2 separate regions of the Homo sapiens genome follow, and region 1 is linked to region 2. The links are chromatin loops, found by intact Hi-C in ENCODE. Cell type or tissue: right lobe of liver. All regions are shown on one strand. Each heading gives the region's core, and the rest is flanking DNA. Links, peaks and the distances in the headings are about the cores only. Region 1 overlaps ELMO1 (engulfment and cell motility 1). Region 2 overlaps ELMO1 (engulfment and cell motility 1).

Region 1 (5,382 bases), core at 112-5,111, 180 kb before region 2:
TACAATGTCCATTTCTGCTGGGTCACTTTTCCCACTGGAAGATACATCTACAGTCCTTCCTAAGCATTTTTAATGGCTACACCATATCCGTACTTAGGCATTGAGCTGTGTCTTCCATATTGGTCTATGCCAGTATTGTCTGACGTTGATTATATAGTCGTCTAAAAGCTATAACTGTGTTTTCCTTTTCCCTTCTTTACTTTGTCTTCTAACTTTTGTTTACTGCAACCAATATCAGCATAAAAGTAATAGAGAAATAAAAGAAAATGTGTTCCATGTTTCCATGACAGTGCATCCGTTAGTTATTTTTGTTTCCTGTTTGCTTCCAGTTTTTGGTCATTTTGTAAATGGTCAAATAATTGTAATAGGAGGGAAAAGATTATTCTATGTTTTACTTGAAGCATTATCTCACAAGCACTTTTTCATATTGTTATACCACAATTACTTTTATGGCTGTTCATTCCATTGGGTTGATGCATTGTATATATTTTGATATTTTTAAGTACTGGACATTCAATGTTCTAGTATTTTTGTAAGCAATATTATATTGTACATTTTTATTCTTACAGCTTTCTGTTTCCTTTTCAGTTATCTCACTGCGATAGACCAAAATATTTGGAGACTTTCATGGTCGTTAGGCTATATGTTGCTTTTTGTTTTGTTTTATTTGTGACTATTTTTAGCACATTGTCATTTATAAGAAAGTACTTTGTCAATGCATAGGGAGGAGGTGACAATAAGGAAGCAGTCCTTTTCTTTGAAAGTATTGTTAGGATTCTGAGGAAGCTTTTCTAGGAAATGACAGTGAAAGTATAACAGTCGATGAGTCTTTGGGGAGCTTGGGAAATTGTTGAGATGTTAAAGGTCATTCTGAAATTAATTTGCCTAGCCCATTGTAGGCTATACTGAAATTATTATCTCTAGTAAATGACAGCATATTCTCAGCTATATCCAAAGACTGTTGTAGAACCAGCCACGATCTCCTGTATATCATTCCAAACATCACTTGAAAGTTCTTTCTTGTGTCTAATCTGAATCCTATGCTGCTGTGAAAATCATTTTCAGGTATTGCAGTTCAACTTGGAACTAAAAGTAACTATGTTCTTATACACTGAGAACAGAGACACTGTCCATTCTAAAGTGATCATGAGTCGTTTGTTGGTTTTGTTTTGTTTTGTTTTTTCTTTGAGACAGAATCTCACTCTGTCGCCCAGGCTGGAGTGCAGTGGTACAATCTCGGCTCACTGCAACCTCCGCCTCCTGGGTTCAAGTGATTCTGGTGCCTCAGCCTCCCGAGTAGCTGGGATTACAGGCGTGCACCACCACGCCCAGCTAATTTTTTGTATGTTTAGTAGAGACAAGGTTTCACCATGTTTCCCAGGCTGGTCTCGAACTCCTGAGCTCAGGCAATCTGCCTGCCTTGGCCTCCCAAAGTGCTAGGATTACAGGCATGAGCCACAGTGCCCAGCCTGTTGGGTTTTGAGTTGGGCATGGGGAAGAGTGAAAGCCAAGTGTCCCCAGAGGGTTAAGAAACCTGTTGGAAGGTGACCCTGGGTGTAACTCCATGGTGGGCCGCCCGTCTCAACTGCTGTTTGGTTTCAGCTGTCCTAAGGGGAGGACTGACTCTGCAGCCTGACAATACTTTCTGTGATGTGTTACTATTGGCATGCCGTTCCAACTGGACATTGAAAATTTGCAGACAAATGTAGAGATTTGGTAGTGACTAATTTGCATTGCACAAGGTGTTGGTAGTAGTGAACAGCTTGCTATGAAGCCCGTATTCAAAATTTGGAAGGAACAAACACTATGGATATGCTCATCTCACCAAACTACCCAACCTATTTTTCTTTCACTCCTTTTCTTTGTCTCCTTATTATTCTGCTGATCATTTTCTCTTTGCAGTGTTTCAAATGCTGTTTCTCTTTTCTTTTCCCGCCTTCCTTTTTTCCCTTCCACTCCTTTTTTCTATATCACCTTTCTCTCTGCCCCCTCCACTTTATCTCGGGTCCCACTTCGCCATTGATTTTTTACCATTCTTAACCCCTTTCCTCTTTTATTGAGAAAATAGGCTTTAAATTTGGAGTGTGCTAAGAAAATGTCGCTTTATGCTGAAAAACTGCAGGATTCAGGGACTGCATTTGTGGTGTGGCTTATTGATAGAAGAGAGGCTATGAAAGCTAGTGCTTACAAGTGATTTAAAGGTGACGGCTCAGTGTCTCAGGTGGACGTGATTATATTGTGGGACAGCTGGGTTCCATTTTAGCTTGATATTGACCTCTCCTTGCCATGTAATTAACAGTGTGCCAGCCACAGATCATAAAGTGAGTGCCGTTCAATGAATAACATCATGTACTGGTGCCTGGAGTTTGTTGTACCCATGGGACCTAGTGGGCATGGGGCATGCCTGGATATCTAGCCAGGAGTGACACTTAAGCTCAATTGCTGGATGCTGGATTACAAGAGCTCTGACATGCATCCTCAGATAGCCCGCTCGATACAGATGGCTGATGAGTTCTGAAGCTTCATGCTGATGTGTCCAGGAGCCCAGGGGCAAACTGACCCTTTCCTCTTTAGGCACAATGCCTGCGTCGGCTGTTTAGAAATCATCAGAAAACATTTTAATCTTAGGGGGCTCGATTTTTGGTGATTAAACTAGACCCCTAAATAGAGTTCTCTAAACCCCAAACACAATGAACAGAGATTCATAGTGAAGTAGGTTTGCCTCCGTGAATGAGTGTTGCAGTGAATCTCGTCCTTTTCTTGGCTTTGGTGTTGTGTAGTGATTAACAAAAACGTGAGATGACCGCTGGGCATCTTTATAGGAAAAAGGAAGTGGGAGGGTATTAAGCATAGAATGGATGCTCTCATTTGCTTGAGATGTGTAAAATAAGTTGGGGTAGAATGGGGAAGGGCAGAAGACTAAAGATTTAAGCCCCCCAGTCATGGTTTCATTTAATACGTTAAGGAATTTGATGAGGTAATTGGGCAGATTCAAGGCAAAGAGAGAGCAGGGCTGAGTATCAGTGATCTTCAGATAATCACTAAGGTATTATTCAGGACACAAGCCAGATGACGTTAGCTTCACCAGAAGATGGGCTGATGTGGCCATGGATTCAGTTAGTAATTCTTGGAATTGCTGGGGCTTGGGGCAGCCACCACCATGTGGTTTATCTTTGTCTAACCTCACTAAAGCCAGCCGAGCAGACACTGTCTGTTTGGGGCTTTCAGGTTTGGGGTGGTGGTTCTCAGTAGAGGCTGAAGAGGAAAGAGAGACCTTTTAAAAAGAAAATATTTCTTTTCTCTTCTCTATATAAGTTTTGAGCTTAACAGGCTTTGATCAAGAAGAATTTCACCTTGGGTTTCTGTTTTGAGTTACATCTCCTCAAGACGCTGCCATGGGGCTGGAGGAGAAGGTCAGAGAGAGGGAAAACTTGGACTGTGCTGAAACCCCTTTAGGCTCACTTATTTAGTTATTCACTCAGAAACAGCAGCATGGACTAGGAGCTATCTGTGCTTTTGCAATGTAGCTTCACTACTTAATTTGAAATAAATTCCCTTATAATAGGTCCAATGTATAATCCGAGGCAGATTTGAAATAACATTCAAAGAGTTTTTGGCCATCTACTCCATTGCTTCCTTCCATCAGTGGGGATCTCTGTGACGTGGCTTGTACTCCCTCAATGGTCCTTTTTCTTGGAACCTCACATGGTCACTTTGGGCCAGAAGATGGTATAGCATGAATAAGAAGAGGTGGCCTGCAGTCCTAGGTGCTGGTCCATACTGGCCAGGACAGAGAATACAGGATATCACATAGTCTCTAAATACAATTTCAAAGAGTGCATCTCTAGAGTTAAGTGAGTTTGCCTTAAATTCTGTGCAGTTGCAGATGATGTAATCCATTTATAAACATTTTATTAGGCAGATTAAATTAAGATACAGGAAATGCTATTTCACATTTCGTTGAAGAGGAAAGTCAAGTCTTGTGAACGTTGTTTACTATAACAGAAGGTTCTTACATATCCATCTCAACTCAATTTTCTTATTGTTTCAGGATCCGAGTTCCCTGCTGACTTCTACTCCTTGCACAGTAAAAAGTCAATCTGCTAGGAGCTTGCTGAGATGAGTAAGAGCCGTCTGCTAGTTAAGGGAAATTTGGACTCAATGAAAATAGTCAATGGAAACCTCTGTTTGCTGTATCAAGCATGCAGTACTTATACCCGTACATGGAACAAATTTTTTTTTAGCTTCAATGTTGTAAGGAAGATAGCAATTTTCCTTCTCAGCGTAACATATAAATGTACTACTTGGAAATCGAGTAGTTGGCTTGAGTTCTAGTTCTGGTATTGTCGGCAATGTACTCGCCTAAGACAAGCCCTTTGACCACTATCTATAGACTCTAATATCCTAATCAAGGTTATTAGTACCTTCTGATAGTAGCTTAGCTCCTCCATTTACAGCAAATCTTACTTTTTCTGCATTCAGCTGATGAAGTCTATGAAAGAATAGCAGGAATAATAAGCTAGTTTTGGTGTTTTGGCCTTTTGGATAGGAATGCAGGGAGGAAATGAAATGAAGGATGTCTTGAAATGTCTCACTTAGACTTTCTTATGTTCAGAGAAATACAGAGAGAACATTTCCTAGATATTGAGGGTAAATTTCTCTTCTTGAACTATCTTAAGTGCCTCAGAAGAGGACTTCAGTTTGAGATGACTTTTTTTTTTTTTTAATGTAAGCACAGACAATTCTCTCTCCACCCTCAACCCTTTACACAATTTCTGAGAACAGCGATTTTCAACGAAGGGGAGGAACAGAAATGAAGTTGACAAGAGAAGCCATCTAAAATTAAAACTCTCCATATGGAATTGCTTTTTCTTTTCCTCCAGAGAGTGTACTCACTCTAAGTCAGCTCTGTCTTTGAACATTTTCTTACAGGATAGTCATTGGAGGCTCTGATAACTCCTAGCTTCTATTATTGTCCAGCTTGTATCTTTTAAATGTCAAAACTATGTTCTTCCAAATGACAAATTTTTATTTTTAAAATATTTTTACTAACTTTACTTGTATGTTGAACAGATAATAGTACAAAATTCAAAAACAAAAGACCCAACTTGGTGAATTTTGTTGATTTTTAGTCTTTGGATTGAATCTGATGGTGTTTAGAAGTTGATGGGGTATAAGTAGCTCTCTAAGCTAGATCCTTTATTGCTTCCCATCAGTCTAAAATGTATTAGAAGAGAAAGGCGGCCAGGCGTGGTGGCTCACGCCTGTAATCCCAGCACTTTGGGAGGCCGAGGTGGGCAGATCACGAGGTCAGGAGATCGAGACCATCCTGGCTAACATGGTGAAACCCCGTCTCCACTAAAAATACAAAAAATTAGCTGG
Region 2 (5,382 bases), core at 269-5,268:
TTCCTCATTCCCATGGCACTGACCCCTTTAGCACAGGCATTCCCTGAGGCCCTCCTCTTTTCCTCTCCTACCACTGCCTCCTCCCCACCTTCAACCAGCACCTGAGGCAGACAGAATTCCACCCTCATCGTCTTCTGAGCTCCACCCCTGTGGATGGTCTGCAGACTCCTCAAACTCGGGATGTCCAAAGCTAAACTCTCCATTCTCATGGCTCCGTTCCTGCTGCTGCTTCTGTGGGCTCTAACTCCAGGAGTGACACCACAATCACCCCATATCTTGGACTTGAAATCCAGGAGAGATCTCTGGCTTCCCTACCTTTTCTCTCTAGTAGGTCCCCAAGTCCTACTGATTCACCACTCTATGAGAAGGGCCACCTGCCTTTTAATGCTGTGACTCCACTTTCCTGCACCATTATCTCAGCCCCAGTCTCTGTGCAGGAACACATGCCAGCATGAAAAATCAATTGGCTTTTGTCAGGCCATAAATACCACCAAAAGAAAATCTAAAGGTGTTGTTAAGACAGAAAAAAACAAAATCATTTTCCTTCTCTCCTGGAAATAGCTTAAATTTTTTTTCTGGTCTTAAAAGAAATCATTCCTCTCAAGAATCACTTTCTCCTGTCATAGCTTAGCCACCCTGTGCCTTTCACTTATGGACTCAGTTTGTTCTGTATCCTGCCTTCCCGCCACCATCATCTCTTGTGTAGACGATGTGTTTGTTTTTTAATTGGTCTTCCTAAATCTGGACTTGACCCAAGCCTAAGTTCTCTCTCCCCTAGCTGCCAGAAACACCTTTCTAGGACACAGCTCTTCTCATGAGACATCTGTCTTCAAAAACCTCTGGCTCTCTCTTCTTCCAGCAGGATAGAAAAACTCCACATTCTGTCCTAAACCACTCTTCCAAACAACATGTCTATTACGTCTAGCAGCACACCTCCTACTAACCTATCGTTAGTCATACTGAGTGCCCAGCATGCCTTGCACTTCCCAGTATCTGTCCCTGATTGTGTTCCCTCAGCAAGGAGGAACCTTCACTCTTTCCGGTGAAAAATCTGCCTGTCCTTCAAGGCCCAACTCATGGGCCCTGCAAAGTCCCTCCATGGGGACAGGAGGAATTTTCCCTCTTATGTTCACTTTTCTTCCCCTCTCTTGTAGCACTTAACTTACTCAGCTATATGCTAAGTTCGGAAACTTATTTTAGCCAATTATCTTTGATTTAAATGGGTTCCCATTCATTCTCTGTCCCACCTCATGGCTACCTTGAGGCAATGCTGCAGAATTCCAAAGGCTTGAAAATCATATCTACTCTCTCTGTTTCTTGACTCTACCCCTAAGAACCAGGACTGATTCTCACTCACCTTTCTACCCCAGAGTGCCTACCAAAAAGAAAGAAATATATATGAGCTTAACAAATGTTACTTAAATTGAATTTTTATCCTATTGTTGAAAAAAATAGCTAATAATGTTTATTTTTAAATCAGCTGATAAGGTCTTAAAAGGAAAAAGCACACTCTAGGACAAACTTTGCAATCTACAGAACAAACAGTCTTATGGACTCAGTTTGGCATTGAAGGGCATTGTGTGGCTATGACAGGAAAAAGAGTGATTCTTCTAGTGGCGATTTCTTTTAAGACCAAGATGAAAAAAATTAAGCTATTTCCAAAAGAAAAGGAAAGGGAATATTTTTTTCTGTCTTAAAAACGTCTTTGGATTTTCTTTTGGTGATATTTATTGTCTGACAAAAGCCAATTGATTTTTCATGCTGGAATGTGCTCCCACACAGACAGGGCTGAGATGATGGCAAAGACTTCCCTTCCCAAACCACGCTGGGCTGAGTCTGGAGATCCCTGGCTTCCAGCTGTTTGTGAGGTCAATTACACCCCTCTGCATGGGGAGGAGACAAGGTTCCTTTGGCTCATCATCCTTTGGCTCAATGTTGGAAATTCACCAACATTGATTATCTCATTTGTAGATTATCTCATTTGTATAATACAGCCATTTAGAATCATAGTCATTCAAGGGGGGAAAACAAAGATGTGCATATAGATGTTCATTTCATTGTTACTTACGAGTGAGAAATTGAAAATAGCCCAACTATTCAACAGTGGGGATTGATAAATTAATTTATGGATACATTTATTTATCTGTTAAAATTTTTTTTACTCATTCAGAATGATATTCATGAATAGTATCTAAATATCAGAAACATGTTTTGTAGTATATTAAATGTGAGTAGAGCAGCCTGCAAAATTATATCTCAACTAAATAAAACTACAAACTAAAAAGGATTGAATGATTTTTTTTTTTTTTGAGACAGAGTCTCACTCTGTCACCAGGGTAGAGTGCAGTGGCGTGATCTTGGCTCACTGCAACCTCCACATCCTGGGTTCAAGCGATTCTCCTGCCTCAGCCTCCCAAGTAGCTGGGACTAAAGGTGTGCACCACCATGCCCAGCTAATTTTTGTACTTCTAGTAGAAACGGGGTTTCACAATGTTGGCCAGGATGGTCTTGATCTCCTGACCTCATGATCTGCTCACTGCGGTCTCCCAAAGTGCTGGGATTGCAAGCGTGAGCCACGGCACCCAGCCAGGTTGAATGATTTTAACAATGGCTTCTATGATGTTGGGTTGTGGGTTTGAAAGAAAAATGGTTTCTTCTGCATAGTGTGATTAATTATATTTTTCTTTTTTACTATGTCTTTAATGTTCCCCATCTTTGCTACCTAACATGTATTATCTTACAATCATTTTTTTAAAGAAACACTTTAAATTTTGTGGGTGTGGAACTGGCACCAAGCTCCAGGTGTGGTCTGAGCAGTGGTGTCAGTCTAGGAGGAATTTCTTTATCTTGACATTCCATGTTATAACTTCAGGCTAAGTTTGTTTATTCTTCCTTGAAATAGAGCCTGGGTTTGGGCCAGCTTTGCCAGCCCAGCTAGTGCCCAGCATCTTAGCCTGAAGTTGATTGGTACTGAGATCAAAAGCCCTTCAGGCTTGATTCAAGAAAGACTCATTAACTGGAAGGAAGTTCTAAGCAGATGTGATACACTTAAGAAAGTAAGCCACATTGCAGACAGAGCTGGACCCAGCACCTAGAATGCTTGTAAAATGGATTTCTGAAAGGGGTAGTGTTCAGGAGTGCTTCTACACAGAGCACCCTAGTCCCTCTCAGACTGAGATTGCAGGAGTGGGAGGAGGAAGGAATGGGAGACAACAGGGGATGAGTCATTGAGATGTTTTCAGATATCCTCATCCCCATGGCTGTACCTACGATGCTGGATAGAATGACAGAAGTACTCAGAAGAAGGCTTGTATAACCTCTCTAAGTTTAAGGTTTGCAGTAGGATTTTGTCTTCTTGGCTAAGTTAACAGATACATCTAGAGATGGTATTCCTGGTGTTGTATTAGTAAAACCAGCCCTAGAGGGTTCCCAGTATTGGTGAGAGCTGTGAAAAGAGCTAAGTGTGCAATAGCCATAGCACATATATTGTATGGAAAGAATGCAAAGGAAAAATTACATAGAGGAAGAACTTTATTTAAGGGAGCATCATATGAATAGAAGCTCTCCAGGTGAGCAGAATAGAGTCTGCTTGGAAAAGATATTAAATATAATGAAATTCATGAACAGAAAATGTAATAAATGGAACTTTATTGTTTTCAAGACATTAAGGCTGTATTCTTGGGTTCCCAAGACTTGAAGGAAACACAGGGCGACATGTTAAATTGCATTATCTCAGGCACTTCCTAAATATTACTTGAATAAATGCACCAACTCCTCACTTCCCACTGGGATTTTTTTGTGTGTGAAATATGTTTTCTCAGTGTATGTTCAGAATAGCTGAGAGGTCCAACACAATAGACTCTCACAAAACATAAGCAAGAGCACTTATTCAAGGTTCAGTGTATGTGATTGTTTCAAAGATTTGCTTCGTCGTTCTCATGCTTTTCATTGTGTGGAGAGAATTGTAGGCAATGCATTTTGGAAACCATGTTCTAAATTTAGCTTGAGATGACTTGGTGGGGGTAGGGATACATTTTTCCATTGTATATACATGGATTGGTTATTGCCCTTCAGGGCCAATTTTTATTTTTAATATCAAATTAACTCTTTTCTGCAATTAGTAGCTTCAAGTTGCAGGCAAGTACTGGACAATAAAATAAAATTATATTTTTTTCTAAATTTAATTTCTCCACAAATTATGTTATAGAGCTTATTCTTGATGAAGATTGAGAATAGCCTGTCAAATATCATTTGCTTAGGGGTCATGGTTCACATTTCAAAGCTTCCTTTGATTGGAAGTATTCATAGATAGAGAACAGTTTGAAGCGATCTGGCTCTTACATGCTGTTGCTATTGAAAGATGGGTTTAAGAACAGCAATCCTGTTTTTGTGATGGCAGTGCTGGTTCACTAAGACTAGGCACACACTTAGTTGGTTTGTTTAGAGAGGTTATGTGTTGTTGCTGATATTCATTGTGTGACTGGTTTCTGATAAAGCCAACTTACTACCAAGATCCAAAGTTAAAACAACTGGGTTTAAACAGGACTCACCCTAGAATTTCATATGGTGACTCATTGGGCCTATGGGTACCCTCCCCCTGTGGTTCCATATCTGGCTCTGTACAGACCTCTTGGATCCCCCTTTAAGCTTCTCTGCTTTGTCCACCCCCTTCAGAACATGACCTCCCTGGAATTGACTGCCTTCATCTCTAGTTTCTTCTTCTTCTTCCTTGCTTGCCAGGGTAAGCTGAGTCTGCTTGTGTTCTTGACCTTGTTGGTTTCTGTCTTGCTCATCAGACCCTATATTCTTCCCCGCATCCCTGATGCACTCTTTTCTGATGTAGTGTAATCCCTGTTGTCACAGGAGACCGGAATGCATAGGTTATCTGTGAGCCTTTTCATTTGATAAAATACCTGTGAATGTGTGAGAAGAAAAAGCAGAAAAAGTAAGGGCATGAAATGTCTAACCATTTGAAAAAACATGGTGAGCCGTGGGTTTAATCTCTACACACTGCAATGAAATTTGTCCTCTAATGAGAATATCAGAAACTAGTTTTTTTCTCAAAAGGTAGAATTATTTGCATGTGAAATGGGTGTGTTTTGGAATTGGAAGAGGTTTACTTATTCATTAGATCTGAAAACCAAGGAGGATGTGATGAAGCTTTCCTTTTCCGATGGTGAAGAAGCTGTTTCTCATTTTGCACCATCTAAAGGATATCCTACCATTGGCCCAGTCGCTTTTTGTCACCATATTGCCAGTGGATGCGCTTGGCAAGACTCAGCTGAGAATTTTGGCATTTTCATTTTTCCTTCTGGCTTGATTTTTCATCAGCCTGCAATTCTGGAGTTCATTTCCATGGTATATTTGGAAAATTCAAATTGG

The links. Hi-C counts contacts between places; a loop is a spot of excess contacts. Peaks named below come from ENCODE experiments on the same cell type or tissue, not always from the same donor. Only the 100,000 strongest peaks of a DNase experiment are listed, where the experiment ranks them.
Region 1: it touches region 2 in a loop (2.3-fold over the local background); 78 of 110 quality-filtered maps call a loop at or near these places.

What each region holds. Positions count from the first base shown.
Region 1 is chr7:37,171,652-37,177,033 of GRCh38, reverse strand. The region is part of intron 13 of ELMO1 (engulfment and cell motility 1); the gene reads left to right. Among named protein-coding and RNA genes, the nearest start is that of ELMO1-AS1, 180 kb to the right of the region's middle. In right lobe of liver, for the core only: no CTCF peak of the experiment used is centred there; no DNase peak of the experiment used is centred there.
Region 2 is chr7:36,992,434-36,997,815 of GRCh38, reverse strand. All of the region lies in intron 16 of ELMO1 (engulfment and cell motility 1), which reads left to right. It overlaps ELMO1-AS1 (ELMO1 antisense RNA 1), which reads right to left and starts at 20. Exons shown (of 3, transcript NR_104120.1): 1 at 1-20. In right lobe of liver, for the core only: no CTCF peak of the experiment used is centred there; no DNase peak of the experiment used is centred there.